Linked DNA regions of Homo sapiens: region 1 is linked to region 2. The links are chromatin contacts, found by Hi-C or POLR2A ChIA-PET in ENCODE. All regions are on one chromosome and are shown on one strand. The core of a region is the stretch at or near the end of the contact, and the rest is flanking DNA. Distances in the headings are between cores, read along the strand shown.

Region 1 (5,103 bases), core at 1,586-4,085, 79 kb before region 2:
ATTCAGAGATACATGAGCCAATTGAGAAAGAAATGAAGCCCTATCCATTTCATTAAGAGATGCATTTTCAATAATTTTTTACTTTTACATTTACTATTTACCTAAATTTGTTTTTGATGAATTGTATGCTAATAACAACTCAATCTGGAAAAAAAAAATGTTGGAGAATGTAGAGCTTTATGATCCCAGGAAATTTTTTTTTTTTTTAGAAATTTCAATTTCAATTTATGTACATCTTGTTATGGTGATGAGTGTGAAACAGTGATCAATAAAAGACTTTCAAGCATAAAAAATATATTTTACATTAGGATAAAACCCTGTGGGGGCAGTGGACTGGAAATATGAGCTCAAGGAGAAAAAGGAAAGATGTAAAATTTCTGACTGTTAAAGATAGGCTTGTTCATATGTTTTTGAAGTGATGATGGTGGATATCAAATAGTGGTAGTGTTTGGATTCCCTTGGATACATTTTGAAAATTGGTTCACAGTTTTATTTCCAAAATGCCACCTTTTTTTTTTTTTTACACAATATCCTGGAAATTATATCCTTTGCAATGATTTAAACTTTGGATAAAAATGTTAGATGGCAACTCAAACATGTGAAAAAGAATATACAGTTTTCAAAATTCTTTTAGGAGGTATTGAGCAAAAACAAATGTTTGAAAACCTTGGCCTTTTAGGTTCCTGTCACTCTAGAGGTAACCCCAGAGGCATCAATGTCCTGAGGTTCCAGCTAATAGCAGTGGTACTGGTTTTACGTTTTTTGTCCCGTTAAAAACACTTCCATACCTATTACGTCACTCTGCCCCCAACAATTCTACTGGAAAGAGGGGCAGACTTTTATTCTACCTACTGACCATTCAAGACACGGTGGCTTAGAGAAGTTAAGGGGCTTATTCAAGTCCCCACAGTAGGGTAAACCCTGGGCTCTTGACTTACAGCCCAAGGGCCCTTTCTAACAGGGACCCTCTAACCCTTCAGACCCCAAGAGGAAGCGTCAGTAGCAGAGACAGGACGCGCCTGGGAGGGTGGCCAGAACTCCTCCTTTCCGAGTGGCTGCAGCAAAGAGCTGAGTGTTGGTTCTGGCAGGCTCTTGTGTGAGGCCCTGCCAACAACCTATTGAAACAGGAAACGAACTATCAGCTGGCACGATGAAGCAGGACCTGGCACCTACGCTGCCTGGGTCTGTCACAGGCTGAAACCCACGTGGCTGTGTCTGAATGACTGTCAAGCTCTTCTGCTGCTCCTTCCAGCGCCATAGCCTGGCTGCTGCCTCCTGGTTGGAGCTCCTTCCTCCTCTTTTCCTGGCTCTCTGGGCTGCCCTATGTGTGTGAGAACACCTCTGTACCTCGGTCCTGAAAGCTTGCTGCCTAGAAACATCCTTGCAGAATCCAGTCTCCCATCTATCTCATCCTTGACTCCCGCTCCTGCACTTTGTCCAGTGACCCTCCCTGATCACCTATGTCAGGACGGGGAACTCACTCCCTCACAGGCTTATGTCCAGTTACCAAACAGTTCCCATGATCACACGAAGTCCTTCCTTTTACTGAGTTGAAATCCCCTCCTGGAGACTTCTCCGTATTGGCTAGGACACCCTGGAATGTGTCTGCTCCATGCGCACCTTGCAAAATGCTGTAAGTTGTGAATATTTAGATTCCATTATCCCCCTCTTCAGGTCTCCACTATCGGGGAATAACCCAGTTGGTCCCTGTCCCTCATCTGAAGAGGGGTCAAGTCTGGGTCACTCATTCCCTCCACGGTCTCCTGCACTGCTACTGAGGAAACTCAGTTAAGTCTCGGGTCTCTGGGCCCCTACTGCTCTCCCTGGACTCCCTCATTAGTAAACACCTCAGGATTAAGGACCAGTGGTTTCACAGCATAGGAAAGAGTACCCACTGCTTAACAGTACACCTGGACCACCATAATGGGATGCGGGCATCCTTATCTCTCAGAGCCAGGAAATAGTCTAAGGGCTGGATGCTCTCACTGTTGTAAACCCAACTTGCCTTATCTTCATCAAGAAGAATGGCAAGTAGGTTTCCACTTCTAATTTTTCAATTCTAGCTGACTGGCAGAGACCTCTTGGCATACTGTGTTGAGAAGGATTCTGAGGTGCATCATTGGACAATGTACAGTAATCAATTCGCAGTGTCTGCCATGAACATGGGACTGCCATGAACCCGGAGCGAGGCTGGGTGAGCGAAGTCCTCAGGAGGCCCTTGGCACGGCAGGAGCAATGGTAGTGCCTTGTGTTTGCTCCTCCTCCTAGAGGAGCCCCTGAAACCTCAAGTGTGGTCTGCCCTTCCTTCTTGGGGCTGCTGTACAGAGCTGTTCCTGCAGCCTGTCAGATGGGTGCAGGCGTCTGTTAACTTCCTTTCTTTCATTTCTGCTTTTATCCAGCAAAGTTATTAAGTTTAGTATCTATCATCTCTGCTCTTCTTACTATAAAAGGAAGCTCTTGGTCTTGCCCCCAAACCCTGCACCAGCTCCAATGGCAGTGACTTTCTTTCTCGGAGTGAGAGACACCCTTCTCAGCACAGGGAATTCTCTGGGCAGCAGGGAAGCAGCAGCAACCATTGCGAACTTGGCAGCCAGCCTCCTGGGCACTGATGCCCCTCCTGACTCCAGCAGGAGAAGCTGCCAAATGCCATCTGTGTGTCCATGACCCGGGCTCCCCCACGGGAAGTGCCTTGGATGATGTTTGTGTCACTGGGAACATTGTTTGTCTGATGGCTATTAAAGGGCCAGTGTGGACTCGGGGAGGCTCCCTCATGGCGCAGCACTGGGTGACTGAACAGGAACACTCTTCTACTCAGCAACAGAGCCCGTCTCTGAGCCCGGAGCGAGGCTGGGTTAGCGAAGTACTCAGGAGGCCCTGGGCACCACAGCACCCAGCACTCCCCGCCAAGTGCCCCAGGAACACGTTAACTCCCCCATGCCCGGTGACCAGGACAACGAATGCACACTGCAGCAGGGGCTCACTTAAAAGCAAGCTCTAACCAGCACCCCACCCCAGCCAGGTCCCTGGGAGAGCTTTCCCTCCTTCATACACTTTCAGAAGCAGGTAGGAGGTAGGTGTTGTGGTAGGCCCTTCATAACACGAAAGAAAATGTCACCAACTTCCTGGGTGACCCTGGGCAACTCTCATCCTTTCCTCAGGCCTTGTCTGCCCCTCTATAAAATAAGGAGGTCATGGGTACCAAATTGACAGCATGCATAGCTCCACTGCCCACTTCTACATCCAGGGCAGACACCAACAATCAATCATGCCACCCTTTAGAATCCTCAACAGAGAACTCCTTACAGCCAGTAGCAACTGCTTGGACTTAACCCACAAAATCTACTTGCCATCTTGAGATGAGAGGAGTCCAAAAGGTTCAACTCTAACACTGATTTTGTTTTTAAATGCCTTTCTTTCCTGGTGATGAGGCCAAGCCAGCTTCCTCTGAGCCTGACCCTTGGAAGAAAACCCCCATCCCTAGGCAGAAAAGCCTGACTTCCAGCATGCAAGATGAGCTGCCGTGACAGCAGGGAGCACTCTGGCCCTGCTTCCGTAGGGCTACACCATGGCAGCTCCACACGTCCCTTGTCACTGGGGCTTCTACATCTTTTTCACAGGGGTCTGCCCAAAGCAGATTACAAGATCCTCAAAGTCCCTGAATTGGAGGGAAGCAGTACTAGAAGGAACACCAAGGTCCAGACAGGTTTCCCAGTCCAGTTCCCAGGGGAGAAAACTGAAGCCCACTTGGAATCCCTGTCTTCTAATACCTTATCCTGCACCGACTTTATTCCCCATCCCATCGTTTCAATATATCACAATAGCTTACTTCTTAGATGGGAAAAAGCAGAAACAATGACTATCCCTTCCTCTTGAAGAGGCATTTTATACTGTTAATATTAGTAGTACTGAGAATACTAGCTACTTGTTTACTAAGCACAATGTTGAGCACTTCACATACATTATCTCATTGAATACTCAGATAGCCTGATGATTTCATAATTGTAAGAACTGAGACAGACAGGGCCTGAGGTAGCACACCAGTTAAGTCATGGAGCCTGGATTCACTCCCAGTCCAAGGATCCCAGCTCATTCTCCTCAGGCAACACTGTTTCCTTCCACTGCCGCCTTGGATGGCCACGCCCATGAGGTGGCCGGGACAGGGGCCATGCCTCATGTAACACAGGAGGACACTAAGGTACAGTGAGGCCAAGGACCCTGCTGCTGAGCAGCAGCTCAGCTGGAATCAGCATCGGTGGCTGGCATGAGGCTCACGGGTCCTGGGGCTCTCACTGTGCAGGCAGCTGGCCTAAGGAAGATTCCCAGCATTTCCCTGGCCTAGCTGCCCAGAGCTTTCCCCACTGAATCCAGACTGCTGGCTCTATCCCAGGATTCAGATTCAACCATCCTTTCCTGGGCATCTCCTGGTGAAGGGCAGAAACAGCTACTGGGTCTAATGAGTCTTAACACACACAGATACCAAAGAGAGCAAGTGCAGGTCTTCTCCATTAACTAACAAATCCACCAGTGATTAACACAGTCCCTGGCCTCAGGGAGTGAATACTGATGGAGAAACGTCAGCGCAGGCCCCTGAAAAGACTCACTCTCTCATTCCACACTGGCCTAAGTCACTCCTGCGCCTCCCCAAACATTCCTGGTTCACCCCTATTCTGTCACATGGGAGGACGGCATTTCCCAGCCTCTTTGAGGTTGGGTGGGGCCGTGTGACTAGTTCCAACCAATGACTGTGAGCGGAATTAACACCTCTCTCTCTGGCTGCAGCAGTTAATTGCCAGCGTAAGTCTCTCCACAGCGTGCTTTCCCTCTGTCACTTGGCTGGCAGCATTCTACATGACAGCTTTTAGTCTGGGACCAGAGGGGAGCAGAGGTCCCTCTTGACCCACAATGGACGTGTAGTGTGAACAAGAAATAAACTGCTGTGGTTTTGAGCTACTAAGATATCTTGTACCTTTCAGGATCTTTTGTTACTGCAGCATAACCTGGCCCCACCTTGACAGCTGCAGCACCAGTGTCAACATTACCACTCCCAGAAACCAATACTTTGTTTGGTATTACAGAGTGGAAGCAGGGAACATGGAGACATAA
Region 2 (5,032 bases), core at 606-3,105:
TTCCTCCACCCCTTCACCTTGGCATCCACAAAGCTCAAAGGGAACCAACGGCCTGACTTCTCAGGGGCTCATCTAGTCCTTCATCTCATCTTTGACAGTAGCGGATGTCAACAGCAAGAACCACTTCCACTATTTCAGAATCTTCTGCTGAGGTCCACCATACGACAGGCAGGGCAGAAGCTTTGAGTGACACCTGGCTGGTGGCTAGAAAGCAACCTCAGATGCACTCAGTGATGCCGACCATAGCAGGCAGCAAGCTACATGGAGGCCAAACTCCAGCGCCTTGCACAAAGCCTGATGCATAGTAGGTGCTCAATAATGGTCAGTTGCTGCTAAAACTGTTTATCTTTGAAAGTTTTGCTAAGTAAGGTAGAAGATTTTCCCTCTATAGTTAAATGAAGAGAAAATGAGCAATTTTATGCTAACTGTGCCCTTAAAATATTAGAGAAAACTGTTCTTAGACAGGGGTGCAAATTTCAAAGGATCAGGGGCTATGCAGGTAAGTTTCATGAGCCAGTCAGGTTGGAGGCCAGTGCTGGGAAGATGAGGGGGCCAGTCAAGCTCGCTCCTACTGACTGTTACATCCAAGTTGTCAAAACAGGTGGGACATCAGAATTTTTAAAGATGAGCAACTATTGTGGCCAGATGGTGTTTGATCTCTGGTTCAACCTCTGTTTAAACACTCCTCCCTTCCCCTACCCAGCCCTCTCTATCTTGTTACACCCGTTTGGAACAGAAAAGATGTTTTTATAATTAGCATAGTGTTTATATTCCAATGGGAGCATTCAAAAGGCTTAAAAATAGAATGATTCCTTACACACCTTAGAGCTCTTCCCCTGAAGATCTTCTTTACACTAGCATTTTCCCTAGCAAATCTTTTGGAAAGGTCAACTGCAGTTTACAAAATCATAAACCGGCAACTCCGAATGATTGGGATTTTGTTGCATACACTGAGGCAACTTTAAAGTCCCACCCAATGGGTTCTTCTGCTTCAGTGCTTAGTGGCTCTGAGATTAATGGCTCTACAGAGAAGCGCACGTGAGGAGAGCCCCAAGGTGCCTATATCCTGCGTCTTGAAGGCCTGGCTGCCAGAGGGAACCAAAAGAGGCTCTTGGAATTTGGCAGGCCTCTGGGATCCTGGAACAAACATGGACTTTGGTTTAAGGAAACCCGACTTAGAAGACTTAGACACTACCTTGCTAAGGGCCAATTTATCCCATTTACAGAAAGGGTGTTCTCATCACAGAAAGAACCGGGGGAGCAACCGCCTTAAAAAGCAGCTCTCTCCTGGGGTAATAACTCAGTGTTCATGTCTCCTTATATTAGCCAGCAGCATGTTAAATAAAAAGTGTGCTTAGAGGGGGAAAGGGTGGTCCAGGTTGGGGGAGGCTGAATAAACAAAATTCATCTATTTTCTTTGCTGCAGGACTTTTCAGAGCCTTTAAAGACCCAATGGCCACTGTGAATTTCTAAGACACAGTGTGTTCCATTCACAGGTTTATCTAGCCCTCAATTCACCTCCACCTTCCTCTCCCATGTCCCCGTGGAGCATACAGCCTGAGCCACATTTCAGAAGTAAGGGCAACAAGCCTCAACTTCTAAGATTAGGAGAGAAAGGGACTTGCCAAAGATCCACAGCTCATTAAGTCTACCCTCAAACCCAAGACAACAGTCTTTCCACAGCACCCACCCTCCCTCCCTCAAGACCATTGCTGCCTGCCCTACTGGTTTAGCCAAACAAGATCTGACCAAAGATAGACACTGACTGCAGTGTTCAAGAACCAAGGAGTGATATCTGCCAAGTTCCCAAGCCTGGCATAAACTGCTGAAAAGTATGAAGCAACAGCTGGGCCCAGAGCTGCAGGATCTTGGCTCTAAGAGGCCTGCCTTAGTGGTCAGCCAGCAACTGCTTTCATACCTCCAAGGGTAGGGCTGTCGCCCCCTCCTGCAGGTTCCTCACAACTGGATACTGGCTAAAGAACATTGCTAGTGTTTTCTTTCCCGTGACTCCAATGCTGCACATTGCAGGGTTTGTCAGGGGGATGTAGCTTTATGTTAAATCTATCTGCAGAAGAAGGCGGTCAACCGCACAGACTTTGAGGGACAGCAATCCTGAATTCAAATCTCAACTCTACCACTTACCAGTTAACACTGAGATCGCTTCAACCCTGTGAGCCTCAGTATCCTCATCTGTAAAAGGGGGGAATACCACCTCCCTGCGTGTGGGCAGGTGGGCACTGAGTGAGATTCTAGGGGCAGCTTCCCTTCACTCAGCACAGGCGTTAGAGAAAGCAGCTCTTACACGTGGCAGCGGTTCCTGGTGAAATCCACTCTGCTCACTCTCCCGTTTCCAGAGTTTGAACCTCCCTTATAGATCACTTGCCCTGACAGCTGCCCCTGGAAACTGTCCAGATGAACTTGCTGTGAAGGAAGAGCAGAGACCAAGCAGAATGTCTGGAGTAACAGCCGCCTCTGACCTTGGAGGGTTTTCTTGAAGGCCCAAGGTTCCCTGGTACAAAACAGCCCAGGCCAGAAGAGATCAGAAAATCCTCGTAACTGTTGCTAAAGGGATGTTAAAGCGCTGGTCCATCACTTAACTGTACAGATGGGGAAAATGAGGCCAAGGGGGGTGGGATCTGTCTTGGCACCCACAGAGGTCAGTGGCAGCACCAGACAGGGCCTCTGACACCTTCCCATCCCTCCTTTGGTGCATCCCACGACAGGGGAGGAAGACGAGGGGAGGAACTCTAGGAAGGTGATGTGGCATCCCCAACCCTCATCACGTTCCACTGATTTTTTAATAGACTTTAACAATTTACTGACACCAGCAGAGCTTATAAAATAGTTTAATTGAATTAATTAGGCAGTCCCGACTTACTCCTGAGTTCCCCCTTTGGCTCCGGGGAGGCTGTGCCTGCTGCCTGCTTAACCCCTTGCATCCTAGAAAGACTGTCACTCACTCACATTTAAAATGATTCACCATATTCTCTGACAGTTTCTTTCCTAAACTGGCTCTTACCCTGGCCCCACCCATATCCCAGCACTAAGCACACGTCTGCTGCCTGCATCTGCCAGGCCTGAGTTGCTGAAATCCCATCCTAATCCCATCCTAATCAAATTTAAATGGAGGAGATCCCTTTGTGTAGATGAATGCTGCCTTCTCCTGTATGTTCTCAGGGGACAGGGGCAGCAAGAGTGGGATCAGTGCCCCAGCATGGGAGCCACTCACTGGTCTGGCTGGGAAATGGCCACTCCTCACCATTCCTCCAATCTCCTTAGCCTCAACTTCCCTTGAAGCAGAGGCTGGCTCCTGCCACACAAAGTGTGGTCGGTGGCAGTATCAGCACCAGCTGAGAGCTTATTAGAAATGAAGACTCTCAGGCCCCGCCCACACCTGCTGAATCAGAATCTCTGGGGGTGGGGCCCAGCAATCTGTGTTTCAGGCCCTCCTTCGCGTTCTAGGACAAGCTAACACTAAAGAAGTGGTCTGGGTGATCAACAAGACTCCTTCTAGATTGAAAAGTCTGAGAAACAATCTAAAACATGAAAATGAATTCACTTACAAGATATTCTTTTCAGCAATATTTACAATAAGGAAAACCTGTAAATAGCAAAACATCCCCCAAAACAGGCCACTGTTGGGCTGTCGAGGGTACAGCCACCTCATGGAATACCCGCAGTCAAAACCCTCAAGGCTTGCAATAACACTGGGAAACAGGAATCTTATAATGTTGAGCTTTTTTAAAAAAATCAGGAGAGAATTTGTATCCATCCCACCTATTAGTAAAGAAAAAACAATACCGGCCAGGCACGGTGGCTCACGCCTATGATCCCAGCACGTTGGGAGGCCAAGGCGGGCGGATCACCTGAGGTCAGGAGCTCGAGACCATCCTAGATAACACGGTGAAACCCCGTCTCTACTAAAAATACAATAATCAGCTGGGCATCGTGGCAGGTGCCTGTAATCCCAGCTACTCGGGAGGCTAAGACAGGAGAATCGTTTGAACCTGGGAGGCAGAGGTTGCAGTGAGCCGAGATTGCACCATTGTACTCTAGCCTGGGTGACTAGAGTGAAACTCCATCTCAAAAAAACAAAACAAAAACAATACTTGGAAAAAAGCTCAAAATGTCAAAAGTGTCAACATCTGAGTAGGGATCTCTAGGTGATTTTCTTTCTTCCTCATACTTTTCTGTGTTTTCTTTTTCTATAAAGAGCACTTGCTATTTGTTATAACAAAGAAAAACAAACTTGGTTTAATTGTGTTTTAAGACAGTGCTTAGAAAGCAGAAAGTTTCAGGCCGGGCGCGGTGGCTCACTCCTGTGATCCCAGCACTTTGGAAGGCCAAGGCAGGCGGATCACTTGAGGTCAGGAATTCAAGACCAGCCTGGCCAACATGGTGAACCTCCATCTCTACTAAAAATACAAAAAAAATTAGCCAGGCATAGTGGCAGGCACCTGTAATCCCAGCTACTCAGGGGGCTGAGGCAGGAGAATCACTTGGACCTGGGAGGCAGAGGCTGCAATGAGCTGAGATTGTGCCACTGCACTCCAGCCTAGTCGACAGAGCAAGACTCCATCTCAAAAAAAAAAAGAAAAAAAGAAAAAGCAGAAAGTTCCATGCTAACTTGGAATTCATTCAGATATGGGCTAGGCTGGGCTCTGAGCCTCTTGTCAGCTGGGACGGGAAGACGGGCCCTGAGCACAGGTGTGAAGGAAGGACAGGAGAGAGGATGGAGAAAAGGGCTTTCAGATGAACCACTTTAGGAAAGTGATATTGTCCCTGGTAGATAATTGGACAAATTACTGAAGTAAAAATGTAATGGTGGAAGAGGAAACAACCCTGAGGAGCCAGATCCAAGCGAAAGGAAAATAAATGCATGCCCATGAAGACGTCCTTCACAGCAGCCGCGCACACCTGAACACACCTGGCTGGCAGGAACACGCTCGTTATTAGGCCAATAATAAGTCACTGTTTCCAGGAACTTCTAAGCCCCGGAAGCTGATGCTGGGCTGCAGGTCCACCCCAGCTG

The links. Hi-C counts contacts between places; a loop is a spot of excess contacts on that map. ChIA-PET counts read pairs that join two places held with the same protein, here RNA polymerase II (POLR2A). Pooled maps may share reads with other maps.
Region 1: a loop to region 2 is called in a map of aorta, with 2.3 times the contacts of the local background. The contact joins two enhancer-like sites. A Hi-C loop is called at or near these places in 4 of 168 maps with a recorded cell type or tissue (aorta, ascending aorta, endothelial cell of hepatic sinusoid and 1 more) and 3 of 50 pooled maps. POLR2A ChIA-PET finds 5 or more read pairs at or near these places in 1 of 52 experiments (H1).

What each region holds. Positions count from the first base shown.
Region 1 is chr9:113,990,348-113,995,450 of GRCh38, reverse strand. The region is part of intron 3 of ZNF618 (zinc finger protein 618); the gene reads right to left. Among named protein-coding and RNA genes, the nearest start is that of AMBP, 85 kb to the left of the region's middle. Within about 2 kb of position 2,835, at least 13 of the 41 ENCODE cell types and tissues checked have a DNase peak (open chromatin) inside an H3K27ac peak, as active enhancers do; they include ascending aorta, where a contact is called at or near this core.
Region 2 is chr9:113,910,399-113,915,430 of GRCh38, reverse strand. The region is part of intron 1 of ZNF618 (zinc finger protein 618); the gene reads right to left. Among named protein-coding and RNA genes, the nearest start is that of ZNF618, 37 kb to the right of the region's middle. Within about 2 kb of position 1,855, at least 6 of the 41 ENCODE cell types and tissues checked have a DNase peak (open chromatin) inside an H3K27ac peak, as active enhancers do; they include ascending aorta, where a contact is called at or near this core.